5 separate regions of the Mus musculus genome follow, and all the other regions are linked to region 1. Evidence: chromatin loops called from intact Hi-C (ENCODE). Cell type or tissue: heart. All regions are shown on one strand.

Region 1 (5,000 bases):
AGGAAACCGGAATGTTGTTGAAATTTTTAAAACTTTTTTTTAAAGATTTATTTATTTTATGTATGTGAGTACAATGTAGCTGTACAGATGGTTGGTAAGCCTTCATGTGGTTGTTGGAAATTGAATTTTAGGACCTCTGCTCGCTCAGTCCCTGCTCCCTCCGGCCCAAAGATTTGTTTATCATTATACATAAGTACACTGTAGCTGTCTTCAGACGCACCAGAAGAGGGCGTCAGATCTCATTTCGGGTGGTTGTGAGCCACCATGTGGTTGCTGGGATTTGAACTCAGGACCTTTGGAAGAGCAGTCAGTGTTCTTACCTGCTGAGCCATCTCGCCAGCCCTGAAATTTTTAATCCCAATCCAAGATTTCGACCCTGCCTTTCCCCATTTAATTCCTGGATGAAAGACACACACAACCTTTATATTTACAATAAGCCTTACTCAGCACTAGAGCTGAGCAGTTATCTACCCTCTATGCTATTAATGCTTTACTGTTCTATTGATAACCCTGAGTTATTACTTTCTGTGTTTCATCTGGGCTGCTCTGAACTCCAATTGGCCAGCCCTCAGGCCACGTTTTCATGACTCACCTAACCCATGGTGGCTTCTCTCTCTCCCTTCACCTTCTCTCCCCTCATAGTTTTCCTCTGACCCCGGGGGGGCCCAACAATCACCCAGCTTCTTTTTTTTAACCTAAATTGTGAGCATCGAGCATAGACCCTGATGCTTCCAGAGCTTGTACTGATGGCGCCATCTCCTCCCTCTCTTCTTTCCTCCTTTCAAAACAGGGTCTCATATAGCCCAGGCAAGATCTGAATTCAGTACCAAGGTGACCTTGAACTTCTGATCTTTCTCTACCTCCTTAGTGATAGGCATACAGCGAATCACCATACACGCAGCCTACTGTGAGCTTGCTTGCTTTCTCCTCCCCTTCTTTTGAGACAGGGTTTTACTACGTATCCTTGACTGTCCTGAAACTTGCTATGTAGACCAGGCTGGCCCCAAACTCACAGAGGTGGGCCTGCCTCTGCCTCCCAGGTGCTGGTATTAAAGGCGGGTGCCACAATGTTAGGCTTTTCCAAGTGGTTGTTTGTTTGTTTGTTTGTTTGTTTGTTTGTTTTTTACTGCTTAGTTCTCAGGTATGTCTGTGCATATGTGTATCACTTAGCCGGCTCCTTGGAGGTGGGGAGGCTGGGACTGCTCGTTGTCATTATGATCAGAGTGGCAATATGTTCTTGTCTTAGAGCAAAGCCTGGTGTGATGGTATAGACGCCAGCTTCCTCAGGCTGAAGAAAGGTCTGGAATTCAAAGTCAGCCTGTGTAACCTACTGAGACTATATCTCAAAATAAAATCTATAATGTAAGCAAGAGATGTAGCTCATTGATAGAGTGTCAGCCTAGAATCCCCCAGGGAGGGGTTAGAGGTGTGGCTTAGCATGGTTTAGCAGTATCACATTTGCAAAGCATGCAGGAGGTCCCAGGTAATATTCAGCACAATTAATAAACCAGTCAGTAAATATATTTGAAAAATTAGGAAGCTAGAAAGCCAGGTGGGCATGACTTCCCCCACCTTTGAGTTTCTGGGGACTGGAGAGATGGCTCAGTGGTTAAGAGCACTTGTTGCTCCTGTAGAGGACCTGGGTTTGGTTCCTAGCATCCACGCAGTGGCTCCTAACCATCTACAACTCCATTTTCAAAGGACCTGATGCCCTCTTCTGACCTCCACAGGTACCAGGCACACACACACACACACACACACACAAACACACACACGGATGGACGGAAAACACTCAAATAAATGAACCTTTGAAATATTTTAAATATCTAAATAGGTGATTGTGGGCCCCAGCAGAGGTGGTGTGCACTTTTACTCCCAGCACTCAGAAAGCAGAGGCAGGCAGATCTTCGAGTTCGAGACCAGCCTGATCTACATAGTGAGTTCGATGATAGCCAGAGCTACACAGAGAAATCCTGTTTGAAAAACAAAAAACAAACAAACAAACAAACAAAGTGATTGAGATGATGGAAGTCTGTAATATCTGTAGGTACTGTAGAGGCTACGGGAGTTCAGTTGGGACTACACAGAAAGACAGTGTGTGTGTGTGTGTGTGTGTGTGTGTGTGTGTGTAGGCAGGTAAGATGGTTTGGTGGAGAGAGGCGCTTTCCACTAAGACTGACAGCCTGAATTTGCTTCACTGGATGATACGAAGGTGGATGGAGAGAACTAGCTCTAGAAAGTTCTGACCTCCATATGTGCACCATGGCACACATGTGCTCCTCTTCCCTCCCACACAAAATGAATGATGGTCATAAAAATGTAGCTCATCATAATAGTGGTAAAGCTGTGGATGTAACTCCAGTGGTACATCCTGAGCAGTGGTGGTAGCTCCAGTTCAGTCCCTAGTTGGAGAAAGCCTGGCTCACCCCCCCCCCCCCAGCAGAAAGTGTCATCTCATATCACCCAGCAGGGGGCACTACTGCTCCACTGCAGTTCCCTAAGTTCGTTGTGACCTGCGGTGTCCTTCCCTGTCTGCGCCACTCCTCTCCCACACTCCCAAAGCCTCTTGGTTTCTCCTCAGAGCTGCCAAGGCACTTTGCCCTTCTCCCTGGCAGGAGGGACTTTCCACTTGGCTTTATCTATCCCATGTTTGTTTTCCTTATCTCTCCTCCTACTCTGAGCAGCCCCGATTTATCCCTGATCCTCTCATCCCAGTGTTGGCCCCTGCAAAGGTGCAAAGGGTTAGTTAGTGAATGGCGGCCAGTGGGGGAAGGAGCACCAACCTGGAATGCCCCCAGGGAGGGGCTGGGGACAAGGAGGGGTGGCAGAGCAAATGCACAGAGGGTGTGGTTGGTGTTACATAAAACCTGTCACAGCCGTCTGTGCAGACCACAGGGTCCCTGAGTGGGGGAGGAGACAGGCAGGGCCCAGTCGTTCCTGGATATGTATACTCTTTCCTGGTGATCATGTTTGTATTTGGGAAGTCAGGAGGGAGATGTTCTGGAACCTTCCCTGCTCTAGGACCCTACTGATCTACACACACAAAGGTCCATCCCTTTGTCTTCGCTTCTTCCCTTCCACCTCCCTTTCTTCTTTGTTGGATCTTAGGTAGCCCAAACTAACTTAAGCTTCGTGTCACATTTTGACCTTCCTGCCTCCATTTCCCAAGTGCTGAAAGTGTAGGCGTGTGCTATCTCATTGGCATGAAATTTCTAGTCCCCCCCATACCTCTTTCCCTCCCTCCCTCTTTCTCCAGCTCCTCTTCTCTTTTATTCCTCCCTCCTTTTCTCTCTTTGTTTGTGATACTGAGGCCAGAACCCAGAGCCTCGAATGTACTAGCCATACTCTATACCACTGAGCTACGCCCCCCCAGCCCCTCCCTGGGAGATTCTAGGCAGGGGCTCTACCACAGAGCCACGCCCCCAGCCCCTCCCTAGGGGATTCTAGGCAGGGGCTCTACCACTAAGCCACGCCCCCGGCCCCTCCCTGGGGGATTCTAGGCAGGGGCTCTACCACTGAAGTACATAGCACCCAGCATGGCCTGTGATGAAGGCCTGTTGAGTTAATTGACCCTGAAGAGAAATAACTGACAGTGGAAGAAATCACAGTAAGAACTGGAGGAAGGTGTTTTTGGTAGAAGGTGTTTCTGTCTTCTAGAGAAGAGTCTTGTGGCATGGCTCATGCCTGGAGTAGCATTCAAGAAGCTATAAGGCAGGAGGATCACAAGTTCGAGGCTGTCTGGGACTATATTAGGACCTGTTTTATAAAAAAACAAACAAATAAGAAAGAGTGTAGGCTATGGCTTCAGGGTGGGACACATGATGGAGATATGGGAAGCTGGGCAGCCAGGTGAGGAGGAATTTGGAAACCAAGCGGGGTCTGAGAGGTGTGCTTCCGACCCTGGAGGCTGTGGGGGGCTATGGAATGTTTTAGAGTGGTGGCAGCAGAAATGGTGAGCGGCTGCGTAAGTTTAGGCTTGAGTCAAGGGAGGTCCATTCAAGTAATGATTGAGCTAGGGGATACTCGAGAAAGGATGGAGAGGAGGGGACAGTGGATGAACTGTCACGAGCCCTGTTGAGTTGACATGGTTGGACGTGGAACACTGAAAGCTGGGAAGGAAGTTTTGCAAGTTTTTGGGATATTTGCAATTCAGGGAGCAGCACAGAGCACTCAGGAGGCAGATCAAGGCGGGAGCTCCAGTGGCTTGTGGAGGAGGTGCGTGCTGTACAGGGTAGGGGTAGAGGGATGGAGTTGGGCCTTCTGCGGAGACACTGAGATCCCAGCGCTGAAGATGGGGCGGGAGGGGTGGGCACATGTGACACCTGCAGAACCGGAGCGTGAGAAGGACAGGTCCACTCCTTAGCGCAACAAAAGAGGAAAACCGTGGGCATTGGGAAAGAGCCCAGAGCTAAAGCAAAGTGGGAGGTTTGAGATGGCTCAGTGGTTAAGAGCACTGGCTGCTCTTCCAGGAGTCCTGAGTTCAAATCCCAGCATCCACATGGCAGTTCATAACCATCTATAATGGGATCTGGTGTTGTAGATGTGTATGCAGACAACACACATTATTTATTTATTTATTTATTTATTTAATGAATAAAGTTGGAAGCCTGGGCTACATAGTGGGTCCAGGCTAGCCTGAACTATAATAGTAATAATCGGTGTCAAAATAAAAAATAATTTTCGGTGCTGGTGAGATGGCTCAGTGGTTAAGAGCACTCACTGACTGCTCTTAATTCAATTCCCAGCAACCACATGGTGGCTCACAACCACCTATAAGGGGATCTGATGCCCTCCTCTGGCCCATGGATGTATATGCAGCAGAACACTCATGCATTAAATAAATAAAAAGAAACGAGTGTACACAAGGCTTAGTGTGTATCTCCTCAGTACACTTTCTCAGAACCATCCACTGAGGATGGGGGTGTGGCTCAGCAGTGGCGTGCCTGGACTGTCCCAGTGAGAGACAGGGAGAGAGAGAGAGACAGAGAGACAGAGAGAGA
Region 2 (5,000 bases), 100 kb before region 1:
CTCTAAAATGACCACCAATCCATATTGGAAATAGAAAAATACTTTTGAGATTTTGAGCATCTCTTTTGTTGTTGTTTATTTGTTTTTGGTTTTCTCTGTATAGCCCTGGCTGTCCTGGACCTCACTCTGTAGACCAGGCTGGCCTCGAACTCAGAAATCTGCCTCCCAAGGGATTCTACTAGGCAGGGGCTCTACCACTGAGCCACGCCCCCAGCCTCTCACTGGGGGATTCTAGGCAGATGCTCTACCATTGAGCCATACCCCAGCCCATAATATAGCATTTTGTATAAGGGACTTGAGCATCTCAGCATCCTAAGATTGGATAATGGTAGAGAGGTTTTTGTTTTTTGTTTTTTGTTTTGTGTGGCCTTAGCTATCCTCTGTAGACCAGGTTGACCTTGAATTTAGAGGAAACTCTGCCTCCTGAGTGCTTTGGTTTATTTATTTATTAATTTATTTATTTAATCTATGTATACGAGTACACTGTAGTTGTCCTCAGACACTCCAAAAGAGGGCATCAGATCCCATTACAGATGGTTGTGAGCCATCATATGGTTGCTGGAAATTGAACTTGGGACCTCTGGAAGAGCAGTCAGTGCTCTTAACCACTGAGCCATCTCTCCAGCCCGGTTTACACCTGTAATCCTGTACTCGGAGGCAGAGGCAGATCTCTTGAGTTTGAGGCCCACCTGGTCTACAGAGCTGAACTGAGTTATGTTGAACTAGGTCCCGCTCTTTCCCCCAGACAGGGTTTCTTTGTGTAGCCCTGGCTTTCCTGGAACTAGCTCTGTAGAGGCAAAATCACATTGAAAGTCTTCTCAGAAACTACATGGAAGATGCATTCTAGGGCTGGTGAGATGGCTCAGTGGTTAAGAGCACCGACTGCTCTTCCAAAGGTCCTGAGTTCAAATCCCAGCAACCACATGGTGGCTCACAACTGTCTGTAATGGGATCTGATGCCCTCTTCTGGTGTGTCCGAAGACAGCTACCGTGTACTTACATATAATAAATAAATAAATCTTTTTTTAAGAAAAAGATGCATTCTAAAGATAGGATATATGTGTTACTCTTTTTCCCTCTCTTCTGAATCTGGGAAAACGCACATATACATTAAAAAGAAAAGAAATTGCTTTACAGTTTTTTACCTCTTCATTTGTGTTTCCTTATGCCATATCAAAAACATTCCTTCGTAATACAGGGGTAGCTCGGTGGCTGAGCCCTTGTTGCAGAGTTCAGTTCTCAGCACCCTTGTCCGGTGGCTCAAGACTTCGTGTACTTCCAGCCCCAGAGGATCCGATACCTCCAAAGGCATCCATGCACACAATAAACACCTTGTGGGTGTAGCTCAGCAGTAGAGCATCTGCCTAGAATTCCCCCTACTGAGGGGTGACTTGGTAATAGGGTGCATGTGTGAGACTCTGGGGTTTATCCCCAACTCAAAAACCACGTTGGGGGTAAAGCTTCCTCCTCCTTCTCCAGGCACATTCAGCCCCTTATACTTCTCTGTCTCCCTCTTTCACTGGCAGCGGGGGGTGTCACTGCCAGGGTGTCTTTGCCGCCACCTTCTGAAGGGAAGGCAGCTAGACAAGCGAAGCAGTACCACCTTTGGCCTGAAGGTGGCAGCAGCCCCCAAGAGCAAAGATCCCATGAGCTGCCCCTACTCCCTCAACGTGTGAAATGGAAACCCTCCCCAGGGTGGTGGGCAATTCCCAGGGTTCCTTTGTAAAAAATATCTGTTCACCTGACTCCGCATGTGCTTTCTGCTCACTCTATCTAGTGACACCTCTGGAATCAAGGGGCATGACCCAGTGTGGGTGGTGGTGGTAGCGGCACTGGCATGGAATCCCAGCATTGGAGAGGTGAAGGCCGAAGAAAAAGGAATTCAAGATCATCCTTGGTTACATATCAAGGTTAAGGCCATAGCAGGCATAGTGGCCAAGCCTTTAATCCTAGGACTCAGAGGCAGAGACCAGCCTGGTCTACACAGCGAGTTCCAGAATAGTCAAGGCTACACAGAGAAACCTTGTCTCAAAAACCAAAGAGGAGGGAAGGAAGGGAGGGATGGAGGGAAGGAAGAAAAAGTAGGAAGAGGCTAGCCTGGGGTAAATGAGACACCGACTCTACAGGTGTTTTCCAGCCCAACCCTCATCTGAACTCCAGGGCATACTTGTCTGCTGGCTTTCCCATGGAGCTGTGATGGAGAGCTCAAATTTAAGAATACCAACCACAGTCCAGTGATATCCTTTCCCCTGTGGCATCCTAATCCTCCCCCTCCCTCCCCACTCCCCGTCTGTCTCTCTGCCCTGTGAGATAGGCACCCTGAATGGCCTTGGCTGTTGTGGAACTCACTGTGTAAACAAAGCTGACCTTGAACTAGGTCGCTGCCTTCTGCATTTGCCTTCCCAGAATTGAGGTTAAAGGTGTGAGCTACACACAGTTTTATTTTGAATTTTAAGTTTATGAGTATTTTGCCTGATGCCTACAGAGGCCAGAAGAGGGCGTCAGAGCTGCTCTTCCTTATGGGAGCTGAGACCCAAACCCAGGTCTTCTGAAAGATCGGCAGGTGCTCATTTTTTTATCAATCAATCTATTTATCTATCTATTGGGCTTTTTTTTTTAATATTTATTTATTTATTTATTTATTTATTTATTTATTTATTTATTTATTATATGTAAGTACACTACTGTAGCTGTCTTCAGACACTCCAGAAGAGGGCATCAGATTTCGTTACGGATGGTTGTGAGCCACCATGTGGTTGCTGGGATTTGAACTCAGGGCCTTTGGAAGAGCAGTCAGCACTCTTAACCGCTGAGCCATCTCACCAGCCCCCTATTGGGCTTTTTTTAAAGACAGGGTTTCTCTGTATATTCATTTTTTTGTTGTTTTATATATTCATTTATTCATTTTGAGTCAGGGTTTTTCTGCACAGCCCTGGCTGTCCTGAAACTCACTCTGTTGACCACTCCGGCCTTAAATTCAAGGGATCTGTCTGCTGAGTGGTGGGATTAAAGGCATGCGCCACCATAGTCTGGCTTAATTTTCTTTTTAATTTTGTGGATGTGGGTCTGTGCCATAAGTGTGGGTGCCAATGGAAGCCAGAGATGTTGGATCCCCTGGGGTTGTAGTTACAGGTGCTCATGAGCCGTCATGTTGAACTGAGGACTGAACTCAGCTCCTCCGCAAGAGCAGCACTCTCTGTTAACCTCTGAGCCATCTCTCAGGTCCTGGACTACTTTAAAATACACACACACACTATAATAAAAGCATTTATTTATGTATTTATTTACCTTTCAAGACAGGGTTTCTCTGTACAGCCCTGACTGTATTCTGGAACTTGCTTTGTAGACCAGGCTGGCCTTGAACTCACAGAGATCCACTTACTTCTGTCTCCCAAGTGCTGGAACTAAAAGGCATGTGCCACCACTGCCTAGCAACTCTTTTTTAAAAAGGACAATAACCAGGCTGGCGAGATGGCTCAGCGGTTAAGAGCACTGACTGCTCTTCCGAAGGTCCTGAGTTCAAATCCCAGCAACCACATGGTGGCTCACAACCATCTGTAATGGGATCTGATGCACTCTTCTGGTGTGTCTGAAAACAGCTACCGTGTACTTACATAGAATAAATAAATAAATCTTAAAAAAGAAAAAAAGGACAGTAACCATTATTCAAATACTGAGTTCTGTTGGCCCCACCTTTAGTAGGTGTTACAATCCAGCTCTTTCTTTCACCACCGTTGTCTGCCACCCTGCCTTCAGGACACAGCTTATGTGTGTTCCTCCCCTCAACCCCTGTCAGCCTGTTAACCTGAAACAATCCTGTTAAAGCCTATGGTGGACTCTACCCATGCCTCTTCTGCCCAGCAATGATAGGCTAAGATCGCTTGAAGCTTCTTGAGCCCACTTCCTCCATGGACTCTGGCTTCATCTCTTCCGAGGTCTTCCTTACCCACAATGCCCCAGGCTTCCTCACTTCCCTGATGTCCCACACACATGCTAGACACTCTTCCTGGTCACTGCTGTGGTACATACTGTCCCCTCAGCCCCAAGCGCTCTTCCCTGCATGGTTTACCCCTCCCCTCCTGAAATTTCCTCAAAAGCTGTCTTCTCAACAGAGACCATTTATTTCAAGTGGGAGCGGGGCTGGACATGATGTCGCCCGCCTTCAGTCCCACCCTGCACTGGGAGGCAGAGGTTAGGGTTCTTTATGAGTTTGGGGCCAGCCTGCTCTACATAGCAAGTTCCAGGCCAGCCAAGGCTACATGCTGAAACCAGAGCTATGCGATGAGATTCACTTTGGGCGACATGAAACTCTTGATTTATTTACTTATTTGTTTGTTGTTTTAGTTTTTGGAGGCAATCTCTGTGTGTAGCCCTGGCTGTCCTGGAACTTGCTCTGTATGTAGATCAGGTTAATCTCAAAACCAGTGATCCCTTTGTGTCCGCCTAAGGAGTGCTGGGATTAAAGGCATGCCCCACCAGGCCTCCTAGTTGAGACTCTGAGTTAAAGAATATAGACATCAAAAGGACCTGGTGGAGGTGGGGAGAGGTTGGCTCAGTCAGTGAAGTGCTTGTTTTGAAGTGTGAGGATCAGTTGGATCATCAAAACCCACTTGAGAAAACTAGGAATGGTGGCACGTCCTTGTAGGCACAGTGCTGGGGAGATGGAGGCAGGAGGATGCCTGGCCAGAGAGTATCACCTGCTTAGTTCCAGAGCAGTGACCAACTCTATCTCAAAAGTGTGTATATGGAGGTGTGGGGTGGGGCCTGGGGGTGGGGGTGGCTGGAGAATTGGCTCAGCAGTTAAGAGCACTGTCTGCTCTTGCAGAAGACCAGGGTTCAACTCCTAGCAACCACATGGCAGCTCAACGTTGTCTATTCTCCAGTCCCAGGGAATCTGATGCTCTCCTTTGGTCTCCTTGGACACCATGCATGCATGTGCTGCCCATGTACACCTGCAGACAAAATACCCACACACACTTTTTTTTCTGAGACAAGGTTTT
Region 3 (5,000 bases), 250 kb after region 1:
GGGACTGAACTCAGGTCTTCAATTTACCCAGTGAGCCACCTTCCAGCCTGTGCTCCTGGATTTCTTTAGTCTTTGGGGTCACGTGCCTACAGAGCACAGATAGAAATGAACAGACAATTTGCTGGGAGCAGAATCAGGTTACCTGATGTAGTGCGTCTCAGGTGTCAGCACACATGAGAAACACCTTGCAGGCTGGCTAAAACACATTTGTACAACTTTCCCAGGGTGATCGGTTTCTGATGAGCAGATCTGGGGCAGGGCCGAAGGCTCTGCATCTCTAACAAGTTCCCAGGAAAGTTAGACTTGTTTCCCCAGCCCCGTGCTCTGTGAACACCTGCTGTACTAGTGACCTTGCCTTGCTGAGACCACATTACCTGATGCAAGTGACCTAAGGGAGGAGAGGTTTGTTTTGGTTTTAGATGGTCAGGGAGGTGTGACAGTATTCACAGCTTGTTCATATGCTGGCAGATAGGAAGTAGAGAGATAAGACTGAAGCCAGAAGTGGGGACAACCTTCAAAGACCTATTCCCACCAGCCACACCCCACCTCTTTCTAAAGAGTTTTACCAGCTGGGAACCAAATTTCAGAACATGAGCCTGTGGAAGATGCTTCTAATTCTGTCTACAGCAGCAGCTGTGCAGCATCCCCACTGTGTCCTGCATGGCGTGGTTCTGGAAACCTGATTAGGCATCGAGTGAATGAAGAGAGGACAAGTTCATAGACACACACAGGCAGAAAAGCTGGGCTCGGGTGGGACATGCACACTCTGAGGCACTGGTGTCAACCTCACAGCAACCTGGGGTCCTGGCATGCTTGTTATATGCAGAGTGGGGGTGGGTGGATGGGATGGGAGTTAGCAGGAGGTGTCTACAGGCCAGCAGTCTCAAACATCTGGAAGCTGCAGGTTTTGCACACACGAGTCAATCTTTTGTCAACACTTGGTCTGGGACAAGGGGAAGGTTTTGGCATCCCCTGAGCTTCACCTTGGGGGAAGGCTTTGCCATTCCAGGGATCTGAAACATTGAGGTCCTTGACTTGGGCCACACCCAAGTCAACAACTGCACCCCCTCAAGACTTCATCTGCACTTTGCACATTTCCTCGGGGCCTTCCTCAGCTCCCTGACAATCCCAGTTCTAGGAAGCAGGCATGTTCTCCAGGAAGGAGGTTTGAGAGGAAAGGGTGCTATGAATGTGTGGCCTGAGTGGTGACTTTAGTCTTGTGGACCCCCACATGAGGAGGAGAGTGGGAGGCAGTCTTGATGCAGAGCTCCCCAACCACTGGAACCCATGTACACAGGGCAGAGGTCCAGCAGGCTCGGCCTTTGGAAGGCGTCTTCAGTCCCATCTCCTTCAAGCCAGCTCTCCACCAGGCTGACATCAAACTGACCGTGTGGAAGAGACTCTTCCGGAAGGTTCTGCCAGGTGAGGCCCCAAATTGTTATCCTCCCAATTCATCAAGGGTACCAAGAAGCATAGAGAGAACTTAAAGGGGGCCTGTGTGGGGGTGGAGAGGAGATGTGGGAGTGGCTGTGTAGGCACACACATTTGCAACGCAGTAAACCTGTTCCATAGCCGAACTCCTTCACAAGTGGCCACGTCTAATGCGCTCCACAGGCATGATCCGCCCACCCACTTGCCCATCTCATCCACTTACCCGATACCCCACCCATCCTTCATCCCTTCCATACACACAGCCCTGTGTCTGCCCCTCCCAGCATGGGAACACAGAGTCAGCACGGTTCCTGTACCTGAGGACTCGGCCTGCCATTGCCTCCTGGGCAGGGTCTGCGGTTTCTCTGTGAGCCAACCACAGGACTCTTTCTCTTCTAGCTCCAGCATCTCTCAAGCTGGACCCGGCTACTGCCCACCCTCTGCTGGAGCTCTCTAAGGGCAACACAGTGGTGCATTGTGGCCTCCTTGCCCAGAGACGAGCCAGCCAACCCGAGCGCTTCGACTATAGCACCTGTGTCCTGGCTAGCAAGGGCTTCTCTTGGGGTCGCCACTACTGGGAAGTGGTGGTGGGGAGCAAGAGTGACTGGCGCTTGGGGGTCATCAAGGGCACAGCCAGCCGCAAAGGCAAGCTGAACAAGTCCCCAGAGCACGGTGTGTGGCTAATTGGCCTGAAAGAGGGTCGGGTGTATGAGGCTTTTGGCTGCCCACGGCTGCCACTGCCTGTGGCTGGCCACCCTCATCGCATCGGCGTCTACTTACACTATGAGCAGGGTGAGCTCACGTTCTTTGACGCTGACCGTCCTGATGATCTGCGGACACTCTATACTTTCCAAGCTGACTTCCAGGGCAAGCTGTACCCTATCCTGGACACATGTTGGCATGAGAGGGGCAGCAACTCACTGCCCATGGTATTGCCCCCACCCAGTGGGCCTGGGCACTTCACACTGGGACAGGTATAGGCTGTCCTGGTCTGTCTTGCAAGACAAAGGGATTTGAGGGCTTCCGCTGGGTCTCAGTGTTTGGACTGCTTGAAAAGATTCTTCACACCCGCGTGTCCCCAGAACATTTATATCAGGGGATATAGCCTCTTCCTCACCACCTAGGGGTATGCGTGCCACCTTGCACCTTACCAGGTCCTATAGTTGCTCATAAAGTAGCCCTGTCCCCAGTACAGGAGAATGCCAGGGCCAAGAAGCGGGAGAGGGTGGGTAGGGGAGCAGGTCGGGAGGAGGGTATAGGGAACTTTTTGGGGTAGCATTTGAAATGTATATAAAGAAAATATCTAATAAAAATAAATAAAAAATAAAGTAGCCCTGTGCTTCCCAACTTGTCCAGCAGAGGGCAGAAACATTTCCTCACATATTTAAACGTTATCACTGGGGCCTTCAAACATCTATTAAAAACAATGCATTTGACATTTTTCTCATTAATTATTACTACTACTATTTTAATACTTATTTTTATGTAGGTGAATGCTTGCGGGTGCTGTGCCCACAGAGGTGTCATGACCGGAGTAAGAAGGTGCCTGGCAGGCGCTGCCAAGGCGTCCCCTTGAGGAATCACGCGATAGGCCTAGTATAAAGTTTGTTGGGAAAGGAAAGAGAGTGGGGACTTGGAAAAGGGTAGAGGGAGGGAAGGGGGTGGGGCAGAAAGAAGAAGAGACAGGCGGGCCAGGAACACGTGGGGACAGCGAGAGTGAAAGGAGAGGAGACTTGGGTAGTGACTAGCAGTCCTCTTCAACACTGCTGCTGTACCTGGCAAGCCGCATAAGTGGCAGCCGATGACGCAAGCTGTTGCTAAGTTGCTATTGAGCAGAGCCTAGCAGAATTGTCTGTAAGCCAACAGTCAGAAACTATGGAATCCCTTGGAGGTGGCATTACAAAAGGTTTTGATTGCCTAACATGTCTGGGAACAGTATGTGCTCTTAAGGTCTGAGCCACCTTTCTTAGGCCCAACTACCATTATTTTGATTGTCTCATGTAGTCCAGGCTGGTGTGAATTGGCTAGCCAAAGATGACCTCAAATCAATCTTTCTTCCTTTCCTTCCTTCTTTTCTTAAAAGATGTGAGAAGAGGGCATCAGATCCCCTTATAGATGGTTGTGAACCACCATGTGGTTCCTGGGAATTGAACTCAGGACCTTTGGAAAAGCAGACAGTGCTCTTAACCAGTGAGCCATCAGGAGCGTACCATCATGCCCGGTTTATACAGTGGAAGGATTGGAACCAAAGGCTTTCTGCCTGTTAGGCAAGCCCTCTATATAGATTGAGTCCCATCATTGGTCCTCCTCATCAATGTTGAGAATTGATCCCAGGGCTTTGCACATGCTAGGCAAGTGCTCTACTCCGAGGGACAATGTCTGTCGGCCCTATTAAACACCCACTTTTTTTTTTTTTTTAAACAATCTACTTTTTCCAGCGCTAGGGTCCCAGAGAGCCACATTTACTAGATGGGTGTTCAACAACTCCAAGCACACCAGTGGATTCTAGGCAGGTGCTCTACCACTGAGCCACGCCCCCAGCCCCTCCCTGGGGGATTCTAGGCAGGGACTCTACCACTGAGCCACGCCCCAGCCCCTCCCTGGGGGATTCTAGGCAGGGGCTCTACCACTGAGCCACATCCCAACCTCTCAGTGGAGGCATCAAGGCACGTGCTTTATTACTGAACCTTTCATCCGGTCACAGGGAGAGGCTGACACAGGACTGCTAGGAGAGTCTGCGTAGCCTTCTGAGTTCCAAAGTCTTAAAAAAAAAATTAAAAACTACAAAATAGCCTGGCGTGGTTGTGCACGCCTTTAATAAAAGCACTTGGGAGGCAGAGGCAGGCGGATTTCTGAGTTCGAGGCCAGCCTGGTCTCTACAGAGACAGCCAGGGGATACACAGAGAAACCCTGTCTCAAAAAAACAACAAAAACAAACAAACAAACAAAAAAAAAACCAATCCACAACAACAAACTACAAAATAGCTACACTGAATTCTAAAAAGAAAGTAGACTTTTTTCATTCTACATACAGGACCTCATTATGTAGCTCTGGCTGTCCTGTAACTACTTAGACCTAGCTGACCTTAAACTCGCAAAGATCCTTCTGCCTCTGTTTCCCGCGCGCTAGGATTAAAGGCGTGAGCCAGCCCGCTCGGATTTAGAGCCTAAGATTAATTTTTGGACGCTGAAAACGGAAAGCAGCGAACCCTTTGACTCCGGAAATCCGGTTGTACAAATTGTTGCGGCGGCCGTAAAGCCAGCCCGAGTTTTGCGACAGTGTCGTAGAGCGCTTGAGGCGGGGAGAGCATGGGGCTGTACGCGGCCGCCGCGGCGGTGCTGGCCGGCGTGGAAAGCCGCCAGGGCTCCCTCAAGGGGTTGGTGTATTCCAGCAACTTCCAGGTAGTGAGGCCGGGGGCTGGCAAGCCGGGCTGGGGAGCGGGGCTTGTCCGGGCGGGAGGGCGAGGCGAGGCGAGGCCCGCGTGGGGTGCAGCGGGTGTCCCCTGTGTCGCACAGAACCTGAAGCAGTTGTACGCTCTGGTGTGCGAGACGCAGCGCTACTCGGCCGT
Region 4 (5,000 bases), 73 kb after region 1:
GGGATTAATAGACCTCAGGACCAGCCAGTACAGCTTCAGCCCTTCTAGCATCAGTTCTGAAAGGCAGTGTCCACCTACAGAGATTATTTTCCACCTTTTAATTTTGTCTGTATAGATGTTTCCCTGCCTATGTGTCTATGGAGCACTGTGTGTCTGGAGCACCCTGGAGGCCAGATTTGGATTGTGAGCTACTGTGAGGGTGCTGGGGATTGAACCCAGGTTCTGTGCACTTAACCTCACTGTTGACTCTAAGCCCCAGTTGGGTTTTTGTTTTTGTTTTCTCTTTCTTTCAGTAGGGTCTCACTGTGTGGCTCTGTCAAGGATGGAACATTTTGTAGAGCAGATTGGCCTGAAACTTAAAGATCTGCCATTCCATACCTGTTCTAAGTTCTGAGATGAAAGGGTTCTTGCAGCACCATGCCTGGCCTCCATGTAGGTGTTTGCTTATGTATGCTTATGGCATTTCTGAGCTGAAAAGGGTCTTAGAGGTGGTCCAGATTTCCTGTCTGCTTGCCCAGTGGGCCCAAGGGAATTGAAGTCGGTATGTTTAAAGTTCATGGACTCTTGTGTATAAATGATGAATGTTGGGATTACAATCCAGTGCTCTTTCAAGGATGTCACTGTAAATAAATGAAGGGAAGAACAGGAACTGTGGTACAGGATGGGGCCCAGGGCCCTGCATGTGCTCTGCAGGCTCTGACACACACCATGTTGCCTTTGAGCTCCTGAATCCTGCGACAGCCTCCCAAGTGAAGAGTTTCTGGGTTCTAGGGTCATAGTCATGTGCCACCATGCCACACATCCTCCTTTGCTTTTAACTGAATCAAAACTTTTTTTCTTTTAAAGATTTATATATTTTATGGACATGAGTGTTTTGCCTACATTTATATGTGTGAACCTTCTGTGTGCCTATACATGGTTTCCACATGTGTTAGCTGAGAACTGAACCTAGCTCCACAGCAAGTGCTCTTAACTGTTGAGCCACCCCCACACTTTTATTGAGATATTAGTCTACTCTGTGTCAGTTTGTGTTATAATTAGATGATATAAGGTGTATTTAGTTCTATGAAGTACATTATTCTAAAGGTACCATACTTGCTTTTAAAACTATTTTCATGATGTCAGTAGAGTAAAACTTACTCCTGGGACTCTGACATAGTCTCCTTACATGTCAGTTATCTATGTATCTATCTACTTACTTATTTATTTAGGCAGGGTGTCACTATGCAACCTTGACTGGCCAAGTCCAGACTGGTTTAAACTCCGAGGTTTGCTATCCTTGGTATCATGGTACCATACCCAGCTGATTCTTTGACCTATTGATGGTCATACTAATATTATCAGAGGTAAGTCTTTTTTTTTTTTAAGATTTATTTATTATTATATATAACTACACTGTAGCTGCTTCAGACACACCAGAAGAGGGAGTCAGATTTCATTACGGATGGTTGTGAGCCACCATGTGGTTGCTGGGATTTGAATTCAGGTCCTTTGTAAGAGCAGTCAGTGCTCTTACCTGTTGAGCCATCTCACCAGCCCCAGAGGTAAGTCTGAGACATTTGAAACATAGCCAGCTAATTTAGAATTATTAACAAAGGCATTGTTTATTATTTATTTATTGTCTGGAGGTGGGTTGGGTGTATATGCTTTGATGCACATTGTGGAGCAAGCAGGCACCATCATAGTACTGTTTCCCTAATCTTGCAAACATTTTCTTAATGAAAACTGAAACCTGAACCATTTTAAATGGTATACATTTAATAGACATTTGTTTAGAATTTCCTCTACCAGTATTTAGGACTTTTAGATAAATGAATTATTTTTTAAAAGATGATATTTAGAGGAAATTGCTCTCCTGGAAATTCCCAGAAGCAGGGAGCATATTGAGAGTAGTTTTGAGTTCTGGACCGTGTGGCTGGCTGGTTGGCATGTTTCATTATGAGTGGTTCCATAGAGGATAGCAGATGTATGGTTGAGCAACAGCTGTATTGGAAGTATCACCACTCCTCAATTTATATTTAGGGTTATACATATATATATTTAAAAGATTCATTTATTTATTATATTTAAGTACACTGTAGCTGTCTTCAGACACTCCAGAAGAGGGCATCAGATTTCATTATGGATGGTTATGAGCCACCATGTGGTTGCTGGGATTTGAACTCGGGACCTTTGGAAGAGCAGTCGGCACTCTTAACCACTGAGCCATCTCACCAGCTCTTAGGGTTATATTTTAATAAGAGTAATTTTCTCCTCATTTTGACTGCATGTTTAGCTATAACAACTTTTTCTATTTTAACTTAAAGCCGTGAGTATGTTCTTAAAAGGTACCTTGTATGCCTTCATTGAATTAATTGACAGTGGAAGCTTACTGGCCGCTTATGGCTGTAATCCCTGCATTCCAAAGCTAAGGCAGGAGGAAAGGGGGCTTTAGGCCAGCCTGGCTACAAGGGAGACCTTTTCTCAAAAACAGAAGGGCTGGAGAGATGGCAGTGTTAAGAGCACTACCATAGGTCTACCATAGAAACCCCGGATTGCAGGCTCAAAACCTGTAAATCCAGCTCCAAGGGAGCATAATGCCCTCTTCTGGCTTCTGTGGGTACTACACATACATGGCATGCTTCATTCACAGACACCAGCACACTCAAAATTTTTTAATAAGATTCATTTTATTTTATGTATATGAATATACTGTAGCTGTCTTCAGACTCACTAGAAGAGGGCATCAGATCCCATTACAGATGTTTATTAGCCACCATGTGGTTTCTGGGAATTGAACTCAGGACCTCTAGAAGAGCAATCAGTGCTCTTAACTGCTGAGCCATCATCTCTCCAGCCCCCCAATTTTTTTTTTCAAGATTTATTTATTTGGTGTATGTGAGTACACTTTCACTGTCTTAGGGCAGACCGGAAGAGAGCATCAGATCCCATTACAGATGGTTGTGAGCCACCATGTGGTTGCTGGGAATTGAATTCAGACCTCCGAAAGAGCAGTCAGTGAGTGCTTATAACCTCTGAGCCATCTCTCCGGCCCCAAAATTTTTAATCTTAAAAGAAGGAAACTGGAAGTTTCAGATAATACACGAATTTAATGATTGTATGTTTTCACTATCATAGGTTATCAATTGCACTTTACCTTTGTACCTATGGATAGTCTTCCGTAGGGGTAGTACCATAGGCAAGACACTTACTAGAATAACATTAATTGATTAGAGTCAGGTTGGTGTATATTTTTGGTTGCTGTTGCTTTTATGTGTCTGAGTGTTTATGGACATAAATGTGTGTATGGTAACCATGGAGATAAGAAGAAAGGGTTGGATCCCCTGGGACTGTAGTTACAGACAGTTTCAAGCTTCCATGTGAGTGCTAGAAATTGAAACCAGATCCTCCTTGAGAGTGGCCAGTGCTCTTCAACATTGAGCCATTTCTCCAGCCCTGTTTGTTTTGAGACAGGGTCTCACTGTGTCTGGCCTTGCAGAGATCCATCTACCTCTGCCTCCCAAATGCATGTGCCACCATGTCTAGCCCTCCACTCTGTTTTTTGTTTTGTTTTGTTTTGGTGTTTGTTTGTTTTTGAGAACCCCCAGCAATCCTCCTGCCCTGCCTCACTATTGCTGGGATTAAAAGCATTTGCCACCACTGACTCAGCTGGAGTTATGGTCTGGCTTATGGAACCCAGGCTGGCTTTTACTTGATTTTGACCGTTGTGACTGGCCTGGAGCTTTTAGGCAGCCCCTCCAGCTTTAGCCTCCAACAGCTTTTGATATTTGGTCATAAGATCTGTTAAGTAAAACTGGGTTTCAAAAGAAGCAGGAGCTGGAGCTAGCGACAGCCTAATGTAGACTCATGCTTTTGTTGTGTGCATCAGTAGTCATGTGTGCTCAAGTTTAGAAACAACTGTTTTAGGAACTTTGTAGTATGCTCTGGGAACTCTTATATGGTTTACTGAGGGGCCATTATTTGTACAGTAAATCTGGCTCTAAACAGACTGAGTAGAGCATGTTTGAAGAGTTGGGTAGCTGTAAATAGTGTTAACTTATAGTTCTGAATATTTTTTTTAAGCCAGGATTTCTTGAACCCTGGTTGTCCTGGAACATGCCTGATAGGCCTGGCTAGCCTCAAACTCAAGAGATCTGCCTCCAAGTGCTGGGATTAAAGTTGTGGGTCACCAATCCTGATTTTGAATAAATCTTTAAAAACTTAAAAAAACAATTACTTTATCTGTGTTTTGTTGGCATATATATCTGTGCACCATGTACATGTCTGGTGCCCTCAGATGCCAGAAGAGAAGAGGTTACATCTCCCGGAACTAGCGTTAAGGATGTTTGTGAGCCACTATATAGGTGCTGGGAATAAAATCCAGATTACCTGGAAGAGCAGCCAGTGCTCTTAACCACTGAGCCGTCTCTTCAGATCCCCAAATTGTTGTTTTGGTAGGGTTTGTTTAATTATAGCCCCTGCTGGTTTCAAACTTTCTGTGTGGCCCAGGCTAGCTTTCAACATGGGGCAGTCTTCCTGCTTCTCCCTCCCATATATTGAAATTACAAATGTATGACTTAATACATGATCCCAGATTACAGTTGATCATTGGCACTGTGATCCAAAGAGAGAAAAGATAGAATTAAAAAGCAAATCTGAGAGTTGGCGCTATTAGAACTCTTAGGATTATTGTTCTGTTTGTTTGTGACAGGGTCCAGCCTCAGGATTGGTGGGATTGTAAGTGTGTGCTACCACGCCCATCTTTAGTTGCATGTTTTGTTTTTGTTTTTGAGCAATTAATGTGTATGGGGATTTCTCCTGCGTGTATGTATGTATGTATGTATGTGCACCAAACCACATGCATGTCTAGTGTCTGGATGTCAGAGAGAGCATCAGATTTCCTGGAGCACTACAGATGGTTGTGAATGAGTTCCGGCAACAGAACATAGGCTCTCTGTAGCAACATTAGGTGGTCTTAACCACAGAGCTCTCTCTCCAGCCCTTTTACTTTAAGTATTTTA
Region 5 (5,000 bases), 170 kb after region 1:
AATCATTTTAAGAAGTATCATAGTTGGGTGTGGGTGGCCTTTAATACCAGCATTTCGGAGGCAGAGGCAGGTGGATCGCTGTAGGCAATTTGGTCTACATAGGAAGTCCCAAGTCAGGCAAGGCTATGTAGTGAGTCCCTGCTTCATACAAAATTATCATTGTTATGACTACTTTAGTGGTGCTGGAGAGTGACCTTAGGGCCTCCTACATGCTAGGCAGTAACTCGACCACTGCACCATGCCTCCCTGCCCCCCCCCCCCCACTCCTCACTGGGGATCACTGTCTCTTCCCTCTCTTCTTTGAAACAGGGTATTTGTTTATGTTTTTTAGAGACAGGGTTTCTCTGTGTAGCCCTGGCTGTCCTGGAACTCACTCTGTAGACCAGGCTGGCCTTGAACTCACAGAGATCCACCTACCTCTGCCTCCCTGAGTGCTGGGATTAAAGACGTACACCACCACCCATCAGATAGGACCTTGATAAGTTACACAGGCTAGCCTTGAACTTGTTCTCCTGCCAAGGCAGGTCTTGAACCTGAATCCCTTCCATTCCAGCTCCTTTAATAGCTGTGACTACAAGCCTGCATCACCAGGTCCATCCCATAAGAGGTTCCCAGTAGACAAAAGCCTTGCTGGGACCTAGGCTGAGTGAGGATGTATGGAGCTATCTTACTAGTGGCTTCTATGATGCCCCATTCTAGACTCTCCAAAAGAGATCTGAGATTCTCCATCACTGTCCCAAGTCTGCAGCCACCTTGGGTTTCAGGGACAGCAGAGCTTTGAAGACAGGATCGCCAAGGATGAGATCAGCTTCCGAGCAGACACAGTCACCTGAACCAGTGTGTCCCCTCAAACAATGACTTCTGAGGATCACCTCACAGAGCTGAGACATTGATCCACCAGACTATGCTCTGGCCAGGCCTGCTTAACCACGCCTGCCTGCTACTTACCCTGATTCTTTCTCATATTAAACCTAAAGCTCATGTCAGTACCCCCAAAACAGTCTTGGGATTGCCAGCCTCCTTATCTGTCTCTCTTTCACATACAAAACTTGGTTCAAGCTCTCTGCTTTCTCCCAGCATTCTCTTTAATTGCACTGGGAAGGTAGCCAAGGCTAGTTTCAAGCAAGGGCTTTAGCCACGGGGGTCTTGTGAGCTCCGAGGGGCTTTTCTTAGAAAGAGGCTCAGCTTGCAAAGTGCTTGCCACACAAGCATGAGGACCTAAGGTTGATTCCCAGAGCCTAGGTTAAAAAGTCAGGCATTGTGGCTTGTGCTTGTAACCCCAGCATGGGGGAGGCAGAGAGAGGCAAATCGCAGGAGTTTGCTGGCCAGCCTGTCTGCCCAAAGCCATGAACTTTAGTTTCAGTGAGAGGTCGCATCTCAGGAGATAAGATGGAGCTGTGTGTGGTGGTGTACACCTTTAAGATCAGCACTATGAGCCGCGAGTGGTGGCGCACGCCTTTAATCCCAGCACTCGGGAGGCAGAGGCAGGCAGGTTTCTGAGTTCAAGGCCAGCCTGGTCTACAGAGTAAGTTCCAGGACAGCCAGGGCTATACGGAGAAACCCTGTCTTGAAAAACCAAAAATAAAAAAACAAAACAAAAAAAGATCAGCACTATGAAAGCAGAGGGAGGTGGATCTCTGAGATTGAGGCCATCCTGGCCTTTACAGCAAGTTATAGGCAGCCAGAGTGAGGTTCTGTCTTTTATAAAAGTCACCGGCCAGATGGTGGTGGCGTACGCCTTTAATGTCAGCACTCAGGAGGCAGAGGCAGGCAAATCTGAGTTCAAGGCCAGCCTGGTCTACAGAGTGAGTTCAGGAAGGCCAGGGCTATATACTAAGACCCTGTCTCAAAAATTTTTTTTTCTCCAGAGTGCCGGAGGAATGAGCCCCTGTCTGTATTTTGTCTGTGGAGGGAGGGGTACACTGGAGTCAGGACACACACTGTACCCTTGTGTGGGGCCAGCCTCTATTACCACCCAGGTCCCCTCTCTGACCCTGGAACCATTTCATTCCAGCAGTGTGGAGATCACATCCCTGACTGGGCCCTGCTGTCAGCAATGTTCTGCCTGTGGTATAGTGAGCATCCCAGGGGTCAATGGCTGCGACTGACAGCATGACGTGGGCTATGTCGCCCCCTATCGTCTGATGCGCTCCGCAAGAGCCAGTTTGATCCTTGTGGACTGGGTTCTGAGAGCTCAAATCCTTATTTCTCTCTCTGTCTCATTGTCTGTCTGTCTCTGTCTCTGTCTCTCTGCCTGTGGTGTGTGCATGTATGCTATGTATCCCATGTTGGGGTGCAGGAGTTGTTTCCACCACGCTGGCCCTGTGGCTGGAACTCAAGATGACCAGGCTTGGCCACATGTGCCGATGCCCTGTGTGAACTCACAGTCCTTCAAATTCCGTTTTTGAAAGAGAGAAGAAAGACTGAGGGAGGAGGGTAGAAAGCCTGAGGCTACGCTGGGCAAATGAGACTCTATGTTAATATAAAAAACACAAAGAAGGGCTGACTGGGTGTGTAGCTTAGCTGTAGGAATTTCCCAACATGCACAAGGTCCTCGATTTCAGTGCCCAGCAGTGGATAATAACCACCAAACCAGCAACTGGTGGAGCGATGGGATCCGAGGGCTGGGGTGTGTTTCAATGTAGAACACTGGCGAGCACGGGTGGGTGCTTAACCCTAAGCACTTGTACTCTCTTCAGACCCACCTGTGCCACAGACCTTCCTTCCCTGGGACTCAGAGGCTAATTCTAAAGTGACCCTGGGGATCCGTTCCACTGTGGCTAGAGCAAGGCCTGGGAGGGGTCATCCCTACTGTGTCTGCCTAGGAAGATGGTTCTGGAAGCTTCCGGTCCATTCTAAGGCAGCCTTTTCCACCCTAGGTGAGTGTGGCCACACAATGGTGGCAGGCTGAGCACTGCAGAGCCCAGACCTCTGGCTGCCCAGAGGTGGTGAGAGACACCCATTATCTGTTCCCACATTACCAGGGAGTCTGGCTATGTGGCATCCACACGGACACATTTCACAAGAACACACATACAAAGCATGAAGCATGGAGAAGGAGACAACACGCTGGGAGCTAGAAAGGGGATATCAAAGCCCTGGAACCCACCTTACCTGAGAAGGGTGGATAGCTGGAAACGGTGGGGGCATGCCTGTCATCCCTGCTACTGGGAAGGCTGAGGCAGGAAGATTTCAAGTTCAAGGCTTATCTTGGCTACAGAATGAGTTCCAGGCCAGCATAGGCAACTTAGGAGACTCTGCCTAGCAAAGGAGAGTTTAAAAAAAAAAAAGGCTGAGTTGAGATATAACTTAGTAGCAGAAAAGCTGCCTAGAATCCCCCAGAAAGGGGCTGGGGGTGTGGCTCAGTGGTAGAGCCCCTGCCTAGAATCCCCCAGTGAGGGGCTGGGGGCGTGGCTCAGTGGTAGAGCCCCTGCCTAGAATCCCCCAGTGAGGGGCTGGGGGTGTGGCTCAGTGGTAGAGCCCCTGCCTAGAATCCCCCAGTGAGGGGAAACTAAAAGAGGAAATTGTAACGAAGTCACCTTGACTATGCTGGATAGCCTTGCATGCTCTCTGGTTCAGGTATCAGAGGAGCAGCTGATGTCAGGGCAGGGAGACACGAGGGACCTCGCAATGCTTACTGAAGTGCTTGTGTGAGGACAACTGGGGGAGCCATTCTGCTGCATTCAGCAGGAAGAAAATCACAAGGGCACCTCTAGCAGGTGCTTCACACTGTACCCAGCTGTATCAGTGACCTAACCGAGACCTCCCCCTTATCCTTGAACAGATGTGAAGCATTCTCTGGGGTAGCCATGCTATGATTTCTTTTCCCAGTTCCTCGGAAGAATTTGAAGTCTTCTTTCTTTTTTTTTTTTAATATTTTTTATTACATATTTTCCTCAATTACATTTCCAATGCTATCCCAAAAGTCCCCCATACCCTCCCCCCCACTTCCCTACCCACCCATTCCCATTTTTTTGGCCCTGGCATTCCCCTGTACTGGGGCATATAAAGTTTGCGTGTCCAATGGGCCTCTCTTTCCAGTGATGGCCGACTAGGCCATCTTTTGATACATATGCAGCTAGAGTCAAGAGCTCCGGGGTACTGGTTAGTTCATAATGTTGTTCCACCTATAGGGTTGCAGATCCCTTTAGCTCCTTGGGTGCTTTCTCTAGCTCCTCCATTGAATTTGAAGTTTTCTGTCCTATTGCTTCTCCAGCCATGGTTGAGCTAGCCACTGTGACAAGACACCTGCCATAAACAAAGATGGCTTACACTGGTTCATGTTCCAGGGACCTTAGAGCATGGTCAGCTGGGCCTGGGCAGAGGTAAGCAGGTGGCAGCTGGATGGCAGGATGCAGCAGAGCTGCTCATTTCATGGTGGCCAGAGACAGGGCCAAGCTAGTCCCAATGGGGGGGGGGGAAGCTAGTCCCAATTGGGGGGGGGCGCATTCTCCCAACCAGGCTTCCCCTCGTATAAGCTCTTCAGCTATGAACTCATCGGTGGGTTGACAAGGGTGACTTGGTGCCCTCCTGATCTATTCTCTTCTCAGGAGTGCCCTAGCTGGGACCTGAGACTTCCACACGGGAGCTTTTCCACCCAAAGGACACATCCAAATAGGGACAATGGTACAGGGTGAGCATCCTTTTAGCCCAGTGTCACTGTTTTAGGAGATTCTTGGAAATGGTGATGCTGGGTTATATTCTGAGTGTGTCTTCTTATATTTAAAATATTTACTTTTAATTATGTGTCTGTGTGTGCATGTGAGTGTTAGATACCTGCAGAAGTCTGAATATGGTATTGATTCCGAGAGCTAGAGTTACAGGTAGTTGTGAGCTGACATGGGTGATGGATCAGATGTGAACTTGGGTCCTCTGAAAGAGCAGTACTCACTTTTAACTACTGAGACATCCTTTTTGAAACCGGGTCTCACCATAAAACCTGGCTGGCCTGGAACTCACTATGTAGACTAGGATGGCCTCAAACTCAGAGAGACCTGCCT

What was found. Hi-C counts contacts between places; a loop is a spot of excess contacts. Peaks named below come from ENCODE experiments on the same cell type or tissue, not always from the same donor. Only the 100,000 strongest peaks of a DNase experiment are listed, where the experiment ranks them.
Region 2: it touches region 1 in a loop (11-fold over the local background); 17 of 42 quality-filtered maps call a loop at or near these places.
Region 3: a loop joins it to region 1, with 2.8 times the contacts of the local background. A loop is called at or near these places in 6 of 42 quality-filtered maps.
Region 4: a loop joins it to region 1, with 10 times the contacts of the local background. A loop is called at or near these places in 19 of 42 quality-filtered maps.
Region 5: it touches region 1 in a loop (7-fold over the local background); 19 of 42 quality-filtered maps call a loop at or near these places.

What each region holds. Positions count from the first base shown.
Region 1 is chr5:135,116,175-135,121,174 of GRCm38, forward strand. The region is part of intron 2 of Mlxipl (MLX interacting protein-like); the gene reads left to right. Among named protein-coding and RNA genes, the nearest start is that of Mlxipl, 12 kb to the left of the region's middle. In heart, a CTCF peak has its summit at 2,481 (motif pointing right); a DNase peak (open chromatin) is centred at 2,577; H3K27ac peaks cover 470 bases; H3K27me3 peaks cover 1,036 bases.
Region 2 is chr5:135,014,064-135,019,063 of GRCm38, forward strand. No RefSeq gene overlaps it. Among named protein-coding and RNA genes, the nearest start is that of Abhd11os, 3.4 kb to the left of the region's middle. In heart, a CTCF peak has its summit at 2,493 (motif pointing right); a DNase peak (open chromatin) is centred at 1,618.
Region 3 is chr5:135,365,244-135,370,243 of GRCm38, forward strand. Trim50 (tripartite motif-containing 50) reads left to right here. Exons shown (of 6, transcript NM_178240.3): 5 at 1,298-1,422; 6 at 1,831-2,411. The coding sequence ends at 2,411. It overlaps Nsun5 (NOL1/NOP2/Sun domain family, member 5), which reads left to right and starts at 4,710. Exons shown (of 10, transcript NM_145414.2): 1 at 4,710-4,833; 2 at 4,948-5,000. The coding sequence starts at 4,741. In heart, a CTCF peak has its summit at 2,791 (motif pointing right); a DNase peak (open chromatin) is centred at 4,708; H3K4me3 peaks cover 1,312 bases; H3K27ac peaks cover 908 bases; H3K27me3 peaks cover 326 bases.
Region 4 is chr5:135,189,280-135,194,279 of GRCm38, forward strand. The region is part of intron 1 of Baz1b (bromodomain adjacent to zinc finger domain, 1B); the gene reads left to right. Among named protein-coding and RNA genes, the nearest start is that of Baz1b, 4.5 kb to the left of the region's middle. In heart, CTCF peaks have their summits at 208 and 2,588 (motif pointing left); no DNase peak of the experiment used is centred here; H3K4me3 peaks cover 1,151 bases; H3K27ac peaks cover 9 bases.
Region 5 is chr5:135,284,304-135,289,303 of GRCm38, forward strand. No RefSeq gene overlaps it. Among named protein-coding and RNA genes, the nearest start is that of Fzd9, 36 kb to the left of the region's middle. In heart, a CTCF peak has its summit at 2,148; a DNase peak (open chromatin) is centred at 2,098; H3K27me3 peaks cover 520 bases.